2 separate regions of the Homo sapiens genome follow, and region 2 is linked to region 1. A link is a loop called in an ENCODE intact Hi-C map of the cell type or tissue named here. Cell type or tissue: heart left ventricle. All regions are shown on one strand. Links, peaks and the distances in the headings refer to the core of each region. The heading gives the core; the rest is flanking DNA. Region 1 has its middle 65 kb from the start of TENT5C. Region 2 overlaps MAN1A2 (mannosidase alpha class 1A member 2).

Region 1 (10,291 bases), core at 4,704-7,203:
GCACTACCTGCCATTCAGTGCTTGAAAACATCATCTCATGTATCTTGTTTGATTTTATGATTGTTTTTGACAGAAGGGCAAGTCTAGTACTAGTTAGTCTGTCATCCATTGAGAACTAAATCCCCATATTTCACAGCAAGAAGTTTGTACATAACACCTAAAACTGAATATTTTTATTTTTTGAGACAAGGTCTCACTCTGTCGCCCAGGCTGGAGTGCAGTGGCACAAACATAGCTCACTGCAAACTCAACCTCCCTGGCTCAAGCAAGTCCTCCCACTTCAGCCTTCTGAGTAGCTGGGACTACAGGTACAGGCGTGTGCCACCATGCCAGCTAATTTTTGACACGATCTCACTATGTTGCCCAGGCTGGTCTTGAACTCCCGGGCTCAGGTGATCCTCCCATCTTGGTCCCCCAAAGTGCTGGGATTACAGGCAGGAGCCACCACACCCAGCTAAAGCTGAATAATTAAGAAACAACCATATAGGCACATTTTCAATATATACAGGTAATCTGTAGACAATCCAATGTCAGAAATAGTCAAAAGTAATTCTGTCTACTTTGCAATTGGGACTGGCTGGGGTGAGGGATGGGGCTGGGTTCAACTGCTTTTTTAAGAAAAAGTCCTTCTGTACAATTTGATTTTCTAAATCATGTGTAGGTATTATCCACTCTTGTTTATCTCTGTATAAAGCCCAACCAAACTCTTCAGTTTAGCATACAAGGCCCCTCACCCACTTCGTCCCTGCACTTCAAATTCCTCAATAGTGAACCTCTCCCCCTTTCCTTGACATGCCATGCTCATGGCAGGATGCCTTGGCTCTGCTTCGTTGACCCTACCCATTTATCTCATCATTTAGATCCCGAGGCCTTTCTCCCCATCATGCTTTGGCCCTTGAGGGCAGTGGGAGCCCCGTGTTGGTGCTTGGCAGACAGCGTGCCAGGAGCGCTGCCGCCTTTCCATGTCTCTCTTAGTCATGTCACCTCTTGTGCATTTCCTCTCCATTTGTCAGCCTGGCTTGCTGGGTCTCACACATTCACTGCATTTTCTCACGGATAATCTAAGAAACAAAAACTGCTCAGTAGTCTACCTAATTCACAATGCATCTTGCTGGTAGAATAATCAAAATGAAATTTAAAAAAGTGAGAGTGGCGAAAAGTATACTTGATAAAATATTGTTTTTTAACCAAAAGATGTGTAAAATAATAAGATTCTAGACTATATTGATTGATATAAAATTTGACCCAGGAAAGTCAAAGTTGGAAGAATTAAAGGCCTATGTACATCTATCACCATGAAAAAAGCTTTATTCAGTACAATTTGGTGTGAACAAAACAAACAGATCAACCAGTGAAACTGGTACTATACAATGCCAAAGGAAGAAAAGAATAGATGGCAAAAATAATTCTGATAACATAAAAGTGAAAGTCAAAAAAATAGGAAACTATTGAATTGCCTTGCATTAGAAAATTGATGAAGGAAATAAATTGGCTCAACAGAGTTTATGCTGGAAAATATTTTCTTAACAGGAAAATATCCCCAGGATGAAGATGATGGGTTTGTAACACCCACTGTGTTCTTCTATTTCTCTGCATTTTTGTTCAAGGCCATCCTTTTGTCTAGAAGATGCTCTTCTGACTTGGCCTCCTCCCAACTTCTACTCACCCCTTGGTGAACTCGTGTCATCTCCTCTATGAAGACTTCCCTGCAACCCAAGGCACCTTCTCTGTACCTTCTTTGCACTCCCACTATCCCTTGCACATCTTTTATGTGGCTTGACTGTGTTGTATTTTTTGTTTTTTTCGAGATACAACTTCCCTCTGTGGCCCAGGCTGGAGTGCAGTGGTGTGATCATAGCTCACTGCAACCTCACACTTGTGGGCTAAAGTGATCCTCCTGCCTCGGCCTCTAAAGTACTGGGATCACAGATGTGAGCCGCTGGGCCTGGCTGATTGTGTTGTATTAAACAGGCATCTGTCTATGGGCTTGAACTCTTCCATGTATCTTGATGTATTTGGTTTTTGATCACCAGTATCCAGCAGATTTTTTGGTTCAATACACATTTGTTCAATATGAGTAAGTTTTGTAAGAGGGGAGAAGAGGAGATGCACAAAGGTGACTAAGATATAGCTCCTGTCCTCAAGAAGTGCGTTCTCTGGCAAGCAGATGGCCAAGGGAAGTTTTAAAAATGGCCACAGTGGGAGGCCATGAGAGGCCCTGTGCCCAGGGACAGTGAGCTCAGAGCTGGCTGAGGGAATCTAGGATTTCTTTCTTAAAAAATACAGTGGGAAGTTGGCCAGATGCAGTGGCTTATGCCTGTAATCCCAGCACTTTGGGAGGCTGAGGTAGGAAGATCACTTGAGGCCAAGCATTTGAGACCAGTCCGGGCAACATAGAGAGACCCCCAACATCTATGTGAGCATGGTGGTGTGTGTCTGAAGGCTTAACTATTTGGGGTCCTGGCAGGTTGAGTCTGCAGTGAGCCATGATCATCACTGAACTCCAGTCTGGGCAACAGAGCAAGACCCTGTCTCAAAAAAAAAAAAAAAAAAAAAAAAAAGAAAAAGAAAAAGAAAAAAAGAAAAGAAAAAAAAGGTTTCTCCCTTGCATGATAACTTTTAAAAAATGAAAAATTTAGACAAAATAGAAAATCACTCATATTTCTATCACATAATGTAACTATTTTTTTAAACTTCTTTCTCTGTAAGTTTTGGGGATTGAAAAAAACTTTTTATTTTGAAATGATTATAAATTCACAGAAAGCTGCAAGAACAGTACAGAGATGTCCTGTGTACCCTTCACTCAATTTTCCCCAATGGGGACATCTTACATGTGTATAATACAGCCTCAAAGCCAGGGAAGTGACATTGGTCCAATCCCCAGATCTTATTCAGATTCCACCAGTTTTACATGGTAGAGCTTTTTGCTAACAGAGTTATAATGGGCTTATATGTGTGGTCCATATCTTATTTCTTGAATTAACTTTATCTCATGCAGCTTTTTAAACATTATTGCATAAATCATTTATAAGGTCTACATAATGAACATTCACCCACCTCAAGTAGCAGTTGGCTAAGTTTGTCCCCCGCTTCTGATGTTTCCATTACTTCCAGTTACACTGTTAGGAACAATGCTTCTGTATTTTATATTCTTCTTATATACATCTATGTTTTATATTCTTAGAATAAATTATCTAAAGAAGAAAGGAAGGAGATACAGGATGATAAATGCTTAAGGGGGCTATGTAATACTTTTTTCTTAAGATAGGAAAGAATTAAACATACATTGGTTTTGGGTCTGACCAAGTACAGAGGGAGCAGTGGAAGATACAGGGGAGAGGTCTTCTGACTGGAAAACACATAGGAGGGGATGGGGACACGGGAGGCTGAGAGCATTCATGTCCTCAATTTTTTACCCTTCCCTGTCTGCAAGCCGTTTGCCATGTAACTTTGGAGTTCTTCCCATAAAAGCACAGTATTTATTTCCCTACTCTGCAGGGCTTGCTTTGGCATGCAGAATGAAGCAAAGGGTCAGTGTGCCAGTTCTGAGCCTAGGCCTCAAGGGGCATTGAGCGTTTCCAGGGCTCTCTCTTGAGCCTCTGTCATAGATATGAAAATGCACCCGAGCCAGCCTGTTGGAGGTGAGAGACCAGGGAGCAGTGCGCGATCTCCCCAGCTGCCTCTGCCAAGGGTGGCCTAGATCAGCCAACAGCCCGCAGCCCCTCACACGTGATGTGTCCAGCCCAAATCAGCAAAGCTGCCTGACTGACCCGAAGCACAGAAGTGGTAAAGTTTATTATTGTATGTCATTGAGGTACAGATGACTTTTCACCTGGGAACTTTGCAGCAGAAGCTGACTGATACATGGTGCTCAGGATAGAGGTAGAGGGAAAGAAGGAAAAGAGGTTTCAGATCTAGGTAAGTCCAGGCATTACAGAAAGAGCTGCTTTTCTGTGGATGTGGTCGTGTTCTTTGCAAAGACTATTTCTTTTCTGCCTCTGATGGTGGGTGGGCAGAGGATGACCATGCATCTTAAATGAGCCACTTAAACTGAGGAATTAAACTCTTTTTTTTTTTTTTAAGATGGAGTCTTGTTCTGTCGCCCATGCTGGAGTGCAGTGGTGTGATCACAGCTCACTGCAAGCTCCACCTCCCAGGTTCAAGCAATTCTCCTGTCTCAGCCTCCCGAGTAGTTGGGACTACAGGCATGCGCCACCACACTCAGCTGATTTCTGTATTTTTAGTAGAGACAGGGTTTCACCATATTGATCAGGCTGGTCTCAACCTCTTGACCTCAGGTGATCCGTCTGCCTCGGCCTCCCAAAGTGCTGGGATTACAGGCGTGAGCCACCACGCCTAGCTAGGAATTAAACTCTTAAAGTTTTCTGTCTCAGCTACCAGGGCCAAGATGTAAGAAAAGGGAAGTTAGACTTTTGTTTAAAGAAAGCATGAGACAGGCCACCCTACGAACCAGGGCTGCCATAGACAGTGATGCAGGCTGTGCCCTGCACAAGGGCTCCTGGCCAAGGGCAGTGTGAGATGCATTCAGTGCAATGAAGCATGGATAGGAAGAACATGTCTGCATCAAAGTGCAACTTATACTCTGTGTACCAAAAAGAGTTTCACTGATAAGAATGAGGGGAAAATAGCACCTACAATTAGATACAGAATTTCCTCAGTATCAAAAAGCTAAGTTGTTTCTTTTCTGAAGCCCTTGATATACAATAAAAATAAATCTTATGCCCCACAGATAACGCTGGTTTAGTTTCGGTATCTTGGTGCCACCAGGAGCTGCGTGCTCTTTTTGAAATGATGAGAGTAGGTAAAAAGTAAGGAGTCTCTCCTGTTTCTCTTTATAGGATGGTTTTCCTGCTCTGTTAAGTGGCGCTCATCCTTCAGCTCCACACTCAAGGGGCAAGGACTCCTGTGGTTAAATATTCTGAGATCAATGCCACAGAGGGAAGCCACTCAAAGGGAAAGTCTTGGGCCTTTGGGTGTGGGGCAGGACTTTCTCGAGTTCCCGTGAGTCAGAGAGTCTCAGGAAGGGAAGGATCAGCAGAGTCATTCGGACCACCCTTTCATTTAACAAATGAGGAAAAAGAAGCCAGAGGGGGAAGGGACTGGCCCAGGGTCACGTAGCTCATAAACGACACAGCGGCAATGAAAACCCAGAGACTTTCACTTCTCTCCCTTCATTCTTTTTCTTCCATTCTCATCAAACCCGAAGAACAGGAATGGATGGTTGTTATAATACTGGTCCAGGAGGAGAGGCTTTAAATCAGAGTCCAAGGCAAAGTCCCTTTCAGAAAGCTCTGCTGGCCTGAGAGCCTTCCTCAATGCTTTGCCCACACGGCGCTGCACGATGCTGCCACGGCACCTCATGCCTCAGTGTGCTCTGGTTATATCTCAGGTCCCCCTGACCAGGAGAAATCTCCTGGAACAGTCAGAGACAGGTCACACCTCAGGCCGAACGCCCTGGGCCCAGGGTTAGGATTCACAGAATTGCGTGCTGAAACCTCCCAACAGTGGTTGAACTCTGGGTTCTGACACATGAGTGGATCAGGACCAACTGGGTCTAGATTTCTAAAATGCCTTCTGAAATGCTGCTTTTCCAGCAGTGGCAGAGAGCAGGGTGAGCAGTGAGGAGAATATAGGGAGGGGAAGACTGTGCTCTCAGACACCAGGACAGCCAGCCCAAATACACACCAGAGCCTGGGCCCAGTGGGTTCTAGTCCTGCCCTGTGTAACTTGCTGTGCAGCTTTGGGCAGATCCCCTCCCCTATCTGGTCCATGGCCTCCCAATCTGTGACATGAAGGCGTGGACCGGATGGTCACTGAGGCCCCTCCCAGCTTGGCCATATGTCCAGCCTTGAACCACGTGTAGACTCAAAGCAATTAGCCAAGAAGAGGAGTCTCCAGACAATTCCTCTTGCTCCACCCTGCCTCTGTGTCTGGTTCCTCTCCTGGCAGTTTCTATTTTCTGCTCTGTCTGGACAGAAGGGCTTGCTTGGCTCTGTCTGTCTTCCAGCCTTCCCTAGGAAATTGTCTTTGCTTGGAGCACAATGACGCACAGGGGTGCCCCCTGCCGCTCAGCTCTGTGCCATGGGCTTCCAAGGGCTACAGAACAATGGGGTGGAGGGGGAGCCTTTGGGTCAAAGTCTTGGGCAGCTGCCAGGCAGAAGGGAAGTGCAGAGGCTGGCCCTGGTGCAGGGTCACAGAGATCTCCCTTCTCTCTCTGCACTGTCTCCTTGGCCTGAGTAAGCAGAAGGTCCTGGATGCTGCAGCCACAGAGGCGGGAGGCAGAACAGCAGAGACCTGAGAAGGATAGGAGTGACTCTTCAAGAATGAGGTCTGGAGACCAGAGCAGGAAGCCCTCAGAATAGAGAGAACATGGGCAAGGTGGTCAGCAGGCTGGTGGGCAGCCCCGCTCAGATCCCTCCCCTAGAGCAGAATGGTTACAAAACCTGGGTATGGGGGCCTATTCTGGAGTGGCCTGGCCCAAACAGCAAATTGTTGTGAACCCCCATATTTTAACTTAAAAATCCAGTGCCTGTCACATGATGGACGCTCAGTAAATGTTTACTGAATTAATGTGAATCCTGCATTCTACTGCATCATCTGTATAATTCCTGATTTTCGGGCTCTTGAGGGCTTCTCGTACCCCTAGCTCACTGCCTTGTACCCTCTGAGAAGCAGGGCTGGGATGGAGAGAGTTCTGCGTGTGTTGTCGGGCACCCTGAGCCATCGCTGGGCCAAGCCATTGCACCTGCCAGGGCCCTGGTTTTCCCATCTGTGAGACAGGATAGAGAGGCAGGACCGCAGGCCTCAGCCAGCTCGGGAATGGCAACTGCTGGCACTCCAGTGTGCATCAGTATGTCTGAGATAGCCGGCGAACGGAGCACTGGGGCAATGTTTGAAGGGCAACTGAGCCTCACTAGGGTGAAGCTTGTGCCAAAGCAGCAGGAAAGCGTGTTCCATACTCTGTGCCACCTCTGATTGCGTCTTGAATATTCCATGCTTTTATGTTTCTGGGTATGACCAGAAGCTTGGAAAAAGTTCCTTGCATTGTGACCCACATGTATATCTGTGTTAAAAAAAAATGCTGAAGTCTGCATCATGCTTTTCAGATTTGTTAATTCATTTGATTATTCATTCGTTTATTCATTCATTCCAAAAACATTCATTGAACACCACAATGTGGCAGATGGTAGGGTCCCTCATTGGGAGGAGACACTCAGTGAAATAAACAGACAATTACACTGCAATGCACGAAGTGCTATAATGATGGCATGAACAAAGTGTTTAGGATGGTTTGCAATGGCACTCACCTTTTCCTCTGGAGCACAGAGTGTGTCCATGTGCTCATCACCATCACTCTCTGAAGAGGGGACAGTGTCTATGGAGGAGGACCCTGAGGCTCAGAGAGGTTAAGTGACTCACACAAGATCACACAGTCCTTATCTTCCGATGCTAAACCCAGTGCTCAAGGGATTACTTTGTATGTTACCCCACAGCTATGGATATAATGTTATGACTCACCTCCTTTTGGGGTTCTTTTAGTGAATCACTGTTGCTTTATTAAGTCTCTTTTGTCCTGCTAAAAAAAAAAAATTGTGAAACTATCTGCTTGACCACTTTCTTTATAAAACTGGTCGGTCTGATGGGCTTGTGTTAACCTTTAAGAAAATGAAAATATTTTAAGATTTTCTTTTTTGGCCCTATCTTGGGCTGGACAGTCATTCCCATCTCTTCCCTCCACAGACAGCCATGGTCTTTAGACCATCCAGGAGAAACCTCCCTAGGTTTGTGAGCTGTTGGGATCATTGTTACCACTGTGGGTCCCTTTTCAGCCTCCTATGTATCAAACTGACTTTGCTTTCCTTTCAACCTTCCAGAAATTAGACCCACAAAACATAGAGATGGGTCACATAAGTCAAAACGGAGGCAGAGGCTGGTGAAACCCTTTACCCTCTGACAACAGTGTTCTTCAGGATTCTTGAGAACAGGTGAACACATTTGAATTGAGCCCTGACTTTGCTCTGTGACTCTGTCCCTGTCCTTGAACCTCTCTGAGCTTCCATGAGCTCATCTGGCATACAGATATATCAACAGTCACACAGATCACAAAAAGATGCCAGGGTTTACAAAGCAATTCGTAAAAAGTGACCTCCTTGATGAATGGAGGGTGCCCAGCAGGCTTCTTTAGGGTGTGTGAGCAAGGCAGCATGAATATTGGAAAGAGTCTGGACTTTGAAGTGAGAAGATCCAACTTCAGACTCTGACGCTGCCTTTTACGAGCTATGTGACTTTGAGCAAGTTTCCAACAGCCCTAAGACTCAGCAGCATAACTAGGATGATGATGGCACCTTCCCCATCCACCTTACCCCCAAGTTGTTAAGAGAATGAAAGCAGCTGAAGCCCTGCTAACCAGGCAATCTGGGCTGCATGCTGGTCAGTGCCAGGACCAGGGTTGAGTTTCTCCTTCAGCAACCGCAGTCCTCCCAGAGGATGGGAGTCTTGTGTGCTTCAGACAATAAGATCCTGCCAAGACAAGAAAAGGAAGCTGACAATTTCTCACTTCTTTCAGCTGTCTCTCGAGCTCCCTCCACAGGCCCACATCACCCCACTAGCCTTCTACACTCCCAAAACACTTTTCAGAAGGGCTTGTCTCCCTTCCTTCTGGCACAGCACCAATGCTCTGTCTAGTCTGGAGGTGGACTTGCTGCTTCACACTCTAGAAAATGCGGGGCTGTTGAGTGACAGTGGCACCCACCACGGGAGTCCCACTTTTTTACCCTACAAAGCTTATCTGGGCGGATGCCAGGTTCCTAGGTTTGGGTTCCCTCCACTATGAGGGGCTCAGCCCACTTGGAGTCAAAAGGAAACAGCCCAGCTACCGACTTGCATAGGAGACCCTCTGGGAAGGTTTGCTGGTGGAAAGACCACTCTGGCTGCTCCTCGAGTGTTGCCGGGGTGTACTCTGCTCTGCCTGCAGGCCTCCCCAGCCCAGGAGGACCCATTCCACCTGTTGGAGATTTGCTGGCTACCTCCAGGTGGCCAACGAGGGTGTGGCAACTTCACAAATAAGGAAAACCAGGATAAGAGGCAATGTTTGCCTCTGTGAAACAAGTTTGCGATAGTTTTGTGATAATTCTGATTAGGCTGTTCCAAAACCATTGTTTTGCCAACAGCAGCTCTCCTCCATTTTTTTCTTTCTTTCTTTTTTTCTTTTTAGAAATCAAAGGCCATGACTGTTCACCTTTCCTTTGAAGTATTATGTCTATTTGCTTATTTGATTCAGATAGGTTGAGAACCATATGGCTCTCCTTTTTAAGTAAAATTTTCCTTCTTTAAGCCACCGATCCATAGGAAACAAACATCTGTGGAATAAAACAAAGTACACCATACAATGAATATTGACTAAATAGAAAATAGGCATTCATATTTGAAGGCAAGATACATAAGTTATATCAGTAATCATTGACCATAAGCTGACTGTCAACATAACCTGAGGTGGTAAATGCTCCACCAGTGCTCAGGTTGTCTCTAGAAATTCCATCAGGTCTTCTAGGAGGATGGCATTTTCTGTGTGGTATAACCATTCTTAAAAATATTTAACATAAGTACCCACATAATGTTTTTCTGACATATATTGCAAAAATAATTTTGGGAGAAAATCCATAAGCATGTCACATAATATTATACAGAATACAGTTGAGAAAAGTTGCCTACAAGAGCAAAAGCAAAGGCAGATTTTGTGGGTTCCAGGTACCAGGGTACACATCTAGCCCAGCTTAGGACAGTGGAAGACAGTCAGAAATGTCCAGACCCCTGCCAAATTATTGAAGACTTGAGCTCTGAGGGTCTGCAAACCTGTGGAAGATGTCCCCTTCCACTGGAGGGAATGACAAGGCCAGAGCAATCAGTTCAAGCAGCTCCCCACACCTCGGGTTTCTGCCTATAATTCAAACCACAGGAGAGACACAGCTTCACTTGTTCTCTTTCCTCACTTTTGTTCTCATCTGAGAGGGCACTGAAACCCTCAGCCTTCCTTCAGTCAGTCCGGTACACAGCTGGACCTGACTCAAAAGGCTATCAGTCTGTCTCACACTCCAACACCAAGGATAGCCACTGATTGAATACTTCAGTGACAAAGAACTCAGTGTTCTGGGCAACCATCTATTTTATTTTCACATCACTCAAAATAGTTGGTCCTTATATTGAGCTAAAATTGGCCTCCCTGAAATTTTAGCCGTTGGTTCCAATTTCTTGCTGGGAAGCTATGCAGAAT
Region 2 (10,291 bases), core at 3,303-5,802, 160 kb before region 1:
AGGATACATTTCAACCATTTTTTTCTGAGTTCATATATATCAGGCATTAGGCAGCTCAGAAATCACAAGTTGGAAACATAGTCTTAACAAATTTGTTATTAAAGGAAAGAGAAATAGCATAAAATTAAGATCAAATTTATCACCACAGTATGTCTACTTTCACTGGTATCAGAGTCTCTGGGGCAGAAATTATGTCTGTGTCTCTTGCTTGTGTGCTTTTTTCCTCCGTATCTCTTGAAATTCAAACTTTGAATATAGTAAAATTCTGGAAAGCTATATAAGAATATGTCTTATATTCTTATATATACTTATATACTTAAGAATAAGTAATCTTAAATAATCAGAGTTATGGACAAAGATTTATGTACAGAGATGTTTATTGCTGTTATAAAAATAAGTCATTATTTGTTCAATAATAGCTGAATGGTTAAGTAAATTATGGCACATCCACAATAGTATCATGAAGCCAAAACAATTGCATTTTTATAGACTTTTCACAGTATAATATTAAGTGGGCTATTAAGTCCACATGTGCATACGTAACACATAGATGAACATGTTAATAGTATTTCAACAATATCAAAATGTGAACTGTAGTTTAGCTTAATTGAAGTTATTTTAGTTTTTAAAAATACTTTTTGTTTTTGTCTCTGTAAATATTTAAAAACATCTTTAAAAATACTCTATTTTGAAAAAAATAGGCTGGATCACTGCTAAGTACCAAAACTAAGTTTCTATAGAGCAAAGCTTTAAATATTAAAAAAAGAAATAAAATCATGAAACAATTGGAAAGTTTTTTTCAACCCTAGGGATGAAGATGGCATGATACAAAACCCAAAGATCATTGAAGAAAAGATTGAGAATTCAATTACATAAAAATAAAAAACATCTGTACAAAAAAAAGAGCACTAAGTAAAGTAAAAGACAGATGGCACACTGGGAAAACATTTCTTAAAATTAGAAATTATTAAGAAAAAATACTAAGCCTACTAAAAAAGGTAGTAGCAGTTCTTAGAAAAGAAATGGCTGTAAACACATGAAGAATGCTTGATCCACTTGTAAGAAATAAATGAAATAATAGATCAGATGCTATGTTTTATTTACTTTCACACTGCTTAAGATTTAAAAGTTTTTGTTCTGGTGTTGGCAAGGATGTAAGAATCTAGTCACTTTCAAACACCCTAAGTGAGAGTACACTGGAAGTATATTCTTTTTCGTTGTTGTTAAGGAAGCAAGGTCCACCTGTGGCCCCTGCCCCGACTTGGAAGTATATTCTTAAAATATCCTTAAGTGTGTATTATCAGTACTTCATTTGTCCTGATAGTCTATGTGAAATATTAATATTCTCAGTGCTTTAGTTTAGTGTTTGAGTTAGAACAAGCATGCATGCAATCAATGTGTTTGTTGAGCTATATATACATAACAGCATAGCACTTGTCATATTAAAATCAGTTGTTTAAACACTATAATGTGTAGCTCCTAAAAAATCAAGTTGTTTTTAATACAGCTTTTTTTGAATTATAAAAATAGCATGTGGATATTGCAAAACGAGTTAAATAGTGCAGAACTGAAGAAATGACAAAAAAAAAAAATGAGTTTCTTTGTGCCTCACATCCAATCTCACTTCCCAAAGAGAATAATTATTAAATAGTTCTTGATATAGCCTTCTGGAAATTTTCTGGGTATATGCAAACATATAAAAATATATATAATATATATCCTTTAGCCTTTTTTCTCCATATATAAGATTATATATACCTATTATTCTGAAACTTGCATTTCCACCTTTTTATCTAGGAAAGGTTTCCATATTGGCATATATAAATCCACTGAGGAATGTTTTATAATTTGTTTAATCAGTACCCTATTGTTAGATATAGAACTTGGTTCTGTTTTTTTGCTCTTATAAACAGTGCTTCAGTGAATGTCCTTTTACATATATCTCTGCTCCCTGTGTGAAGATAAATGTTGGTTAGATTCCTAGAAGTAAAATGGATGACTAGGGCAGTGGCATGTGCATTTGACATAACTATAATTAAGCAAAATAAGCTGAGAGAGCGAACTTTTCAGAAAACTTCTCAGAGAGTTTCAGAAAATTAATTAGAAATGGTTAAAATCAGATGGGTATTCTGAGAAGTATGGAGACATTTAGGCACTACCTGATAATGTGTAGTAAGATTTGAATGAACAAACCTTTTGTTTTAAGTAAATCTTAGACAACAGAGTAAATCACTTAAAACTTGTTTTCTGTAAGTTAAGAACACAGATGAAAAGTCAAACAATCAGATTCTTAGGAAGTAAATGGAATGACAGTTTCAGTGTTTGCTCATCCTTTTAAACTAGTGCTTTCTGGAATCCTTAATTCCACCTCTTTGTTCTTTATCAAGATGTGAGCTCTTTTTCTACTAAGTAAATAGTGATTAAAATATATAAACAATACAAATGTAATATATGAAATGATTTATCCAACAAATGTTTGTTGTTAAGTGCCTGATGTGTGCCAGCTGTTTTGTATGCTAGGGCTGCATCAATGAATGTAAAATAATCCTGACATAAAATAACTTACATCCTAAAAATTTCATTCACTCTCCCCCTAACTTATAATTATGCTGTTTTGAGTGCCTGCCTGTAAAAATATGCCCTATGTGTATTATCCAAACCCTTCATTATTCTCTGTCCTTGCCCTCCTTTATTTTTCTTCATAACACTAACATCATCTGTATTAGTCCATTCTCACACTGCTATAAAGAACTGCCCAAGACTGGGTAATTTATGAAGAAAAGAGGTTTAATTGACTCACAGTTCTGCATAACTGGGGAAGCCTCAGGAAGCTTAAATCGTGGCAGAAGGGGAGGTGGGCACATCTTACGTGGTGGCAGGAAAGAGAGCATGTGAAAGAGGAACTGTCAAACATTATAAAACCATCAGATCTCATGAGAACTCACTCATTATCAGGAGAACAATATGGGGGAAACCACCCCCATGATCCAGTCACCTCCCACCACATCCCTCCCTCTACATATGGGGATTATGGGGATTACAATTCGAGATGAGATTTGGGTGGGACACAGAGCCAATCCATATCACCATCTGACATAGGTGTGTGGTGTTCTTGTTTGGTAGAGATGCGGGTCTTGCTAATTGCCCTGGTTGGTCTTGAACTCCTAGGCTCAAGCAATCCTTCTACCTTAGCCTCCCAAAGTGCTGGGACTACAGGTATGAGTCATCATGCTCAGCCTAGATGGATTTTTTTTTTTAATCTATCTTCCAGTAGAATGTAAGCCTCATAGCCGTAGGGACTTTTTCCTTTTAACTACTATGATCTCCCCAGCACCTAGCACATGAGGCACTCAGTAAATATGTATTGAATTTGTTGATAAATTTTTAGTCTGTTAGGCAAGAAAAGAACTTGGCTATTTGCATCTTTACTCTGATCCCTCTTTAGTTTTTAATTATATCATTTTATCAGTTGTGTTTAAGGCATTACCTGATCATCCTGTATACAATTTCAAATTGTTCCCTTACTCCCTCTTACTTTTCCCTGCTTTACTTTTCTTCATAGCACCTATCTTCCAACATAGCACATAATTTTCTTAAGCATTCCCCAATTAGAATATAAACTACATGAAGAGTTTACAGTATTTTTGTATATTTGGGTTATTGTTTTATCCGCAGTATCTACGGTAGGGCCACTCATATACTATGTATTTCAGTATTAAATGTTTGCTGAATAAAGGATTGAATCATTTCATTTCAAAGGAGACAGCTAAAAAACCCCAGCAATTTTATAAGATCTTGTATATAATAAGAGTAGGAGGGGGAAAGAGAAGAGAATAATAGACCTACTTTATTTCCTGGTTGGGGCTTAGAGCTTGATCTCAGAATTCACTTAGTTTTAGGAGGTGTCTGATAATGAGTCAAAGAATTGATAAAGCAAGAAGAAGGGACCCAAGGCAAAATGTGAAAGCTGAGGATGTCAGGGCTGCGGATTTGTTTTCAGTAGAGAGTCAAAGGTCCAGATGCCCACATAAAGGAGAAAAGCAGAAACAGTACCAACTAATTGTTGTTAGAAGTTACACAAAGTTGGTAACCTAGAAAAGTGGTTCTCAAACCTGAGTGTACATCAGAATCACCTGGAAGGCCTCTTAAAACATGGGATGCTGGGCTCTGTTGAGTTTCTGATAAATAGGTCTAGAGTGGGGCCTAAGAATTTGCGTTTTTAACAAGTTCCCAGGTGATGCTGATGCTGCTGGTCTGGGGGAATCACACTTTGATAACCACTGACATCTGTGACCCAGTAAAACACTTATGGAGACAATTAGGGATTAAGAAATTAACTATACTGGCAGAGAACCTAGCATAAAGTCAGGTGGGCAAGTCTTTGCTTAACTGCTGTATTTATGTAGTTCAGTCTCTTCAAATAGGTATACTGGAAGACCAGAACCGTGGTCTTTACATTTTTAAGTGCTTCCTATGTCCTAATACAATGCAATCTAAATATTAGGCACTGGGATACACACACACACACACACACACACACACACACACGTAGGAACACACAAAGTGAATTTCACTTCTACTATTTAATATAAGCATTTTTCCAGTTTCAAAAATTTAATCTTTGAAATATGCTTGCCAATTTCTTTTGCTACAGTAGAGGGAGCTACAACCCAAATTTTACTAATGTAGCAATACACAATAAGGCTATTCTTCTCCATCCTTGTTCATTAGTCTTTTTAAAAAAACTTTTAAAATCAGCTTTATTGAAATATGTTAAGTGTACAGTTTATTGCATTTTGGCAAATGTTTAAGCCTGGGTAAACATCAGCCTTACTTGATGCATGGAATATTTCCATTCTAATTTGGCAGTCAGTTCTACCCACCCCCAAACTCTAATCTGCTTTCTGTCACTATAGGTTGCTGCTTGTGAAATTTCATATAATTTGAATCATGCAGTATTAGGGAGGAGGTAAAGGATAATCATTGTTTAAGGGGTATAGAGTTTGAGTTTTACAAGGTAAACAATGTGAATATACTCAACACTACTGAACTGTACACTTTAAAATGGTTAAGGTGGTAAATTTTATGTTACGTGGCTTTCACCACAATAACGTTTATGTTTGGTTTTTTTTACATAATATTTTTTAGGTTAATCCATGTTGCATTTATCAATAGTTCATTCCTTTCTATTGATGAGTATTATGCTCTTGTTTGGATATACCACATTTTATTTGTCCATTCACTTTTTGATGGTCCGTTAATCATGTGTTTTTGAAAGGAATCAGAAAAAAAGAATTGTTTACCATTTGGCTACACTTAATCTTGCTCTTAATTTTTTCTTTCTAGTAATTTTCAAATTCATCCCTTAAAAGTAATTTCATCTAATTTACTATTATTAAATAAATATTATAAAATAATTTGCTATTTATTAAATAAAAATTCTAAATGTTTTTAATCTGGTGCTTCTAAAAGCAGAAATGTAGGAGCTAAAATTTGTGGCAACAGTTTTTCTCTCAAAACTCAGGTAAATATTGTTGCCTGCAGTTTATTGCCCTAAGTTTGTCTGGCTTTTTAAAAAATTTCATTGTCTTCTAGTTCTTCCTTTGCAAACAATTTTACTAAGCAAGTTATTCTTGATATTTAGTTTGGTTTGCTAACTTAGCTACTTTTTCTAAGGGAACATATTGTAGTATTGTAAAGAAAGCTAGTAATAAATGAATAGAGTAATAGATTTGTGATACCAACTTGATACCAATTTGTGATACCAGCTTACCTCTAGGAGGTAAGTATATGTGCACTTCACTGTAAAATTCTTCCAACATTTCTATGTTTGGAAGTTTTACAGGCTGGGCACAGTGGCTCATGCCTGTAATCCCAGCACTTTGGGAGGCCAAGGCGGGTGGATCACCTGAGTTCAGGAGTTCGAGACCAGCCTGGCCAACATGGTGAAACCCCGTCTCTACTAAAAATACAAAAATTAGCCGGGCATGGTGGTGCATGGCTGTAATCTCAGCTACTTAGGAGGCTGAGACAGGAGAATCACTTGAACCCGGGAGGCAGAGGTTGCAGTGAACCAAGATCATGCCACTGCACTCCAGCTGGGGGACACAGCAAGACTCCATCTCAAAAAAAAAAAAAAGAAGAAAAAGAAAGTTTTATAAAATACTGGGGGCCAAAGGGAGGGGAAAACTAGTAAATTATCCAGAATAGGTATTGGTACTGATGTTATTGTCGTATCCTCTCATAGTTTTAATTCTCTTTTTTACTGCTGTTGTTATCTTCATTTGCTTATGAAGTTATTCTCAGTATAAGCAAATGAATGCACAGTTAGCTAGCTATCAGACTATTAAAGCAAATTCCCTGAGCAAGGTTTTGAAGTAAGTTCAGAGACAACTCTGTTAGTGGCTTTGTCCATAAAACATCAATAGTAGTATGACTTTTAAATTTCTGAGCACAAGTGACTAAGTAATATATTTTGGAGAGAGAGAATCAGTGGGATCATTGTGGGTGAGGATTCTCAGATGAGGGGAAAAAACGGTTAGAGAAGACTGAAAAACAAAGCCACTATTTCCTTTGTTTATCTTTTATCTTGTCTGCAACTGGATCTTGAAGTTAGCCTCCTACCATGAGAGAACTGTTTTTCCAGCTGGATGAAAAGAGTAGCATCAAGTCCCCTATTCTGCTGTTTTCTGCTCACTTACTCCTGGAGACAAGCTAAGTCAAATCAATATGTACTTATAAGTACCTGCTTTCTCAGAGTTGTATTTGAGAATTAAAGTATATGAAATGTATACTCTACCCATAAATAGCTTGGAGTCTGGTTTAGAAATCTCTTACCTTTAGGCATGGACAAATTTAATAAAAGTACAAAGTATATATGCAGTTGGCCCTCCATGTCAATGGGTTCATGGATTCAACCAAACATGGATTGAAGATATAGTTTTTTAAAAATTACATCTGTTTTGAGCATGTATATACCTTTTTCTTGTCATTATTCCCTAGGCAATATAACAACTATTTACATAGATTTAAAGTATGTGGGAGCATATGCATTGGTTATATGAATATACTATACCATTTTATATCAAGGATTTGAGCATTCAAGGATTTTTGTATCTGCGAGAGGTCCTGGAACCAATCCCCCATAGATACTGAGGGACAACTGTATTCAGTGCTAAATAGAAAATAAATGTTTTAGAAATTCAGAGAAGGGAATTTTGGTGCAGGCCAGAGTAGTCATGAAGAAAGACTAAAATGATGCTGAATTAGTAAGATGTTAATAGGTGGGGTAAAACAGAAAGTAGCTTTGTGAAAAGAAGGATTCAGCCTGAAAAAATACCTTTAAAAAAACACTAAAGAAACTAGACCGACTAAAGTACATTCACTAGGAGAAGTAGTAGGAAATAAGAGCTCTAGAATCAAAATCAGGGAAGCAGCATGGATGACCCTTGAGGACATTATGCTAAGTGAAATAAGTCAGCCATAAAAAGACAAATATGGGGTGATTCCACTTCTATGAGGTCTCTAAAGTAGTCACATTTATGGAAACAAAGTAGAATGTTGGTTACCAGGGACCTGGGGAGGGGAATGGAAATGAGTTTTAGTTTTGCAAAGAACAGTGTGAATATACTTAATACTACTGAACTATACGCTGAAAAATGGTGAAGATGGTAAACTTTATGTCATGTGTTTATTACCACAATAAAAAAAATATAAGGAAAGCAATGGCATGCTAAAAAGGGAATTATAAGATAAAATGCAAAGCACTCATACTTTAACTCCAACCTCCTCTCCTCTAACCCCTTCAATCCAACTTTTCCCTTCTTTAAAATTATCTTTTTCCTATCCCACTGCTTCCCTCCATTATTCCTAAAATATTAATATTAATTGCAAAATCACATTTGAAATAGTATCTTGATATATAATTTATTTGGATTCTTGCAGTAATTTAAAATAACAGATTATATTCCAGGTAAACAAATATGGCTAAGATGAAACTAGAACCCCAAAGGAAGAAAAGTAACTGATTATTTTAAATTGCTACTACAAATGCAGTTGGATTGAAGAAAATATAGATGTATTTAATGTCCATTTTCACAAAATTCTAGGAAGTCATGGTATGAAGACAGAAAGGAACTAGTCATCATGAAGAATCAGAAAGGATTTCTAAGAACAAGTTCTTGCTGGACCATCTAATGTTCTTTTTGGATTGGATTAATAATAGACTTGAGAGTAGGGGATTCCATGAACATAATTACATGGCATTCAGCAAATTGTTTGACACAGTCTCTCACAATGGATGAGTGGAACTTCTGCTTACTCTAAAGATGGAACCAGATTTACCCTTCTGCCTGAAATAAATGACAAAATATATGTGAAATAATGGTTTTGAAACACCAGACAGGAGGCAATGAAGGACAGTAATCTCTGAGAAACAGGAAACAAATGAAGTAAGCCCTGTAATTGCCCCAGCTGTCTTGATAGAGTTTCCAGGACATGATACAGGGAGGGGACTTGAGACAAAGCCCAGCGTGCTCCCTGAGGAGATGAAGCTGTGAGTGTGGGGAAACTAAGGTAGCTAGAATTCACAGGACAGTACCAGAGAGAAGAGAGCTGCAGAGAGAAATAACCAAGGGAATGCACTGGAGTGTTCAGCAGAGTGCTGATCATCACATGCATGTGAAGAACCTACCTGAGGTGAGGGAAAGAATCATCCTAGAGGATTAAAGGCAGCAGTTTCTGGCACTCACACAGGGCCACATAGGGTTGCAGGAACAGTGCCTGTTACCAGCAACCAGACTGTAAAAATTCATATTCAAGTGGCACTGGGTAGAGTGAGTACTCAGGAAGGTCCTGCCTCAATAGTGGGGAATAACCTGCTGCTTTGGACCTATGTAGCAAATAATGAAAGCAAGACCTGAAAGGATCAGACTGTTTCTAAGTGATCTAACTACATCCCTGAACAAAACTCAAGGTTTATATAAAGGAATATAAAAATAACTACCACCCAACAAAGTAAAATCTGTAATGTCTAGCATCTTAGTCAAAGATTACCATGCATGCCAAGAGGCAGTACAATGTGATCAATAATTATGAAAATAAAACCAACTTAGAACTGATAAAGATGTTAGAATTAGTAGACAATGACAGTTAAAATATTTATGATAACTATGTTCCCTCTATTCAAAAAGTTGAGACCTAGAAGATATAAAAACCCAAATCAAATTTCTCTAAACAAAAACTGTAATGTTTCAGTTGAAAAATATACCAGATGAGATTATTAGCATGTTAGACATTGCAGAAGTAAAAATTAGTGAACTTGAAGACTTAGCAATGAAACTATCCAAAATGAAACAAGAGCAAAAAATAAGAATCTTATAAAAATAGAAAGTTGTCAGTGATGAGCTATGAGACAACTTACAGTGGCTTAAAATACATGAACTTAGAATCTCCAAAGAAGAGAACACAAGAAGGTGGACCCCCAAAAAAACCCTTTTTTTGAAGAAATAATGGCAAAAAACTTTCCAAACTTGATGTAAACTATTTACCCACAGGTCCAAGAAGCTAAACAAACTCCAAGCACAAGAAACATGAATGAAGAAAACTTTACCAAGACACCTTATAATCAGATTGCTCAAAACCAGGGGTAAAGAAAAAAATCTTTAAAGCAACAGAGGAGAAAGAAAAATTAGGTAAACAGGAACAAATATAAAAATGGCAGCAAGAATCAACCATGGAATTTTAAACCATCTGATATAGGAAATGGAAAGACTTAAAGTAATTTTACAGAGGATCTTTATATCATGACAGTTCATGAATTTCATAAAAATAAAAATATTTGCCACTGAAGATTGATCCAAATTCTGAAAAAGCAAGAGTTTACTATAAAACAAAGACAAAAACCTATTATAAAGAAGCTCGTCTGATTACCCAGTGAAAATGCATAATTTAAAAGAACTCAAAAAGTACCAACATGAACTATCTAAGAATAAAAGAAAACTTGTTATTTAGCAGCGCATATACTTTGGCAATGAATACTGGAGAAAAGATAAAACTATTTTTACTTTTCACATTATTCTTGGAAAATCACTGTTCAAATCCCTTTTATAAGTACATATTTACTAATAAAAACATGGTAACAGAAAGGGATGTAGTATATTTTAAATGGTGTATGTTTTCTTTTATGATGAAATGTTATGGATGGCCCACATCTTTTATGAGGTGAAACCATTTTGTAAAAATATTAGCGAAAGAAAGTGAAATTGATTTAAAAAAACAGTAAAGAAGAAAA

The links. Hi-C counts contacts between places; a loop is a spot of excess contacts. Peaks named below come from ENCODE experiments on the same cell type or tissue, not always from the same donor. Only the 100,000 strongest peaks of a DNase experiment are listed, where the experiment ranks them.
Region 2: it touches region 1 in a loop (4-fold over the local background); 14 of 110 quality-filtered maps call a loop at or near these places.

Annotation. Positions count from the first base shown.
Region 1 is chr1:117,666,128-117,676,418 of GRCh38, forward strand. No RefSeq gene overlaps it. Among named protein-coding and RNA genes, the nearest start is that of TENT5C, 65 kb to the left of the region's middle. In heart left ventricle, for the core only: a CTCF peak has its summit at 6,094 (motif pointing left); DNase peaks (open chromatin) are centred at 6,101 and 6,844; H3K27ac peaks cover 2,011 bases.
Region 2 is chr1:117,508,237-117,518,527 of GRCh38, forward strand. All of the region lies in intron 12 of MAN1A2 (mannosidase alpha class 1A member 2), which reads left to right. Among named protein-coding and RNA genes, the nearest start is that of TENT5C-DT, 92 kb to the right of the region's middle. In heart left ventricle, for the core only: a CTCF peak has its summit at 4,671 (motif pointing right); no DNase peak of the experiment used is centred there.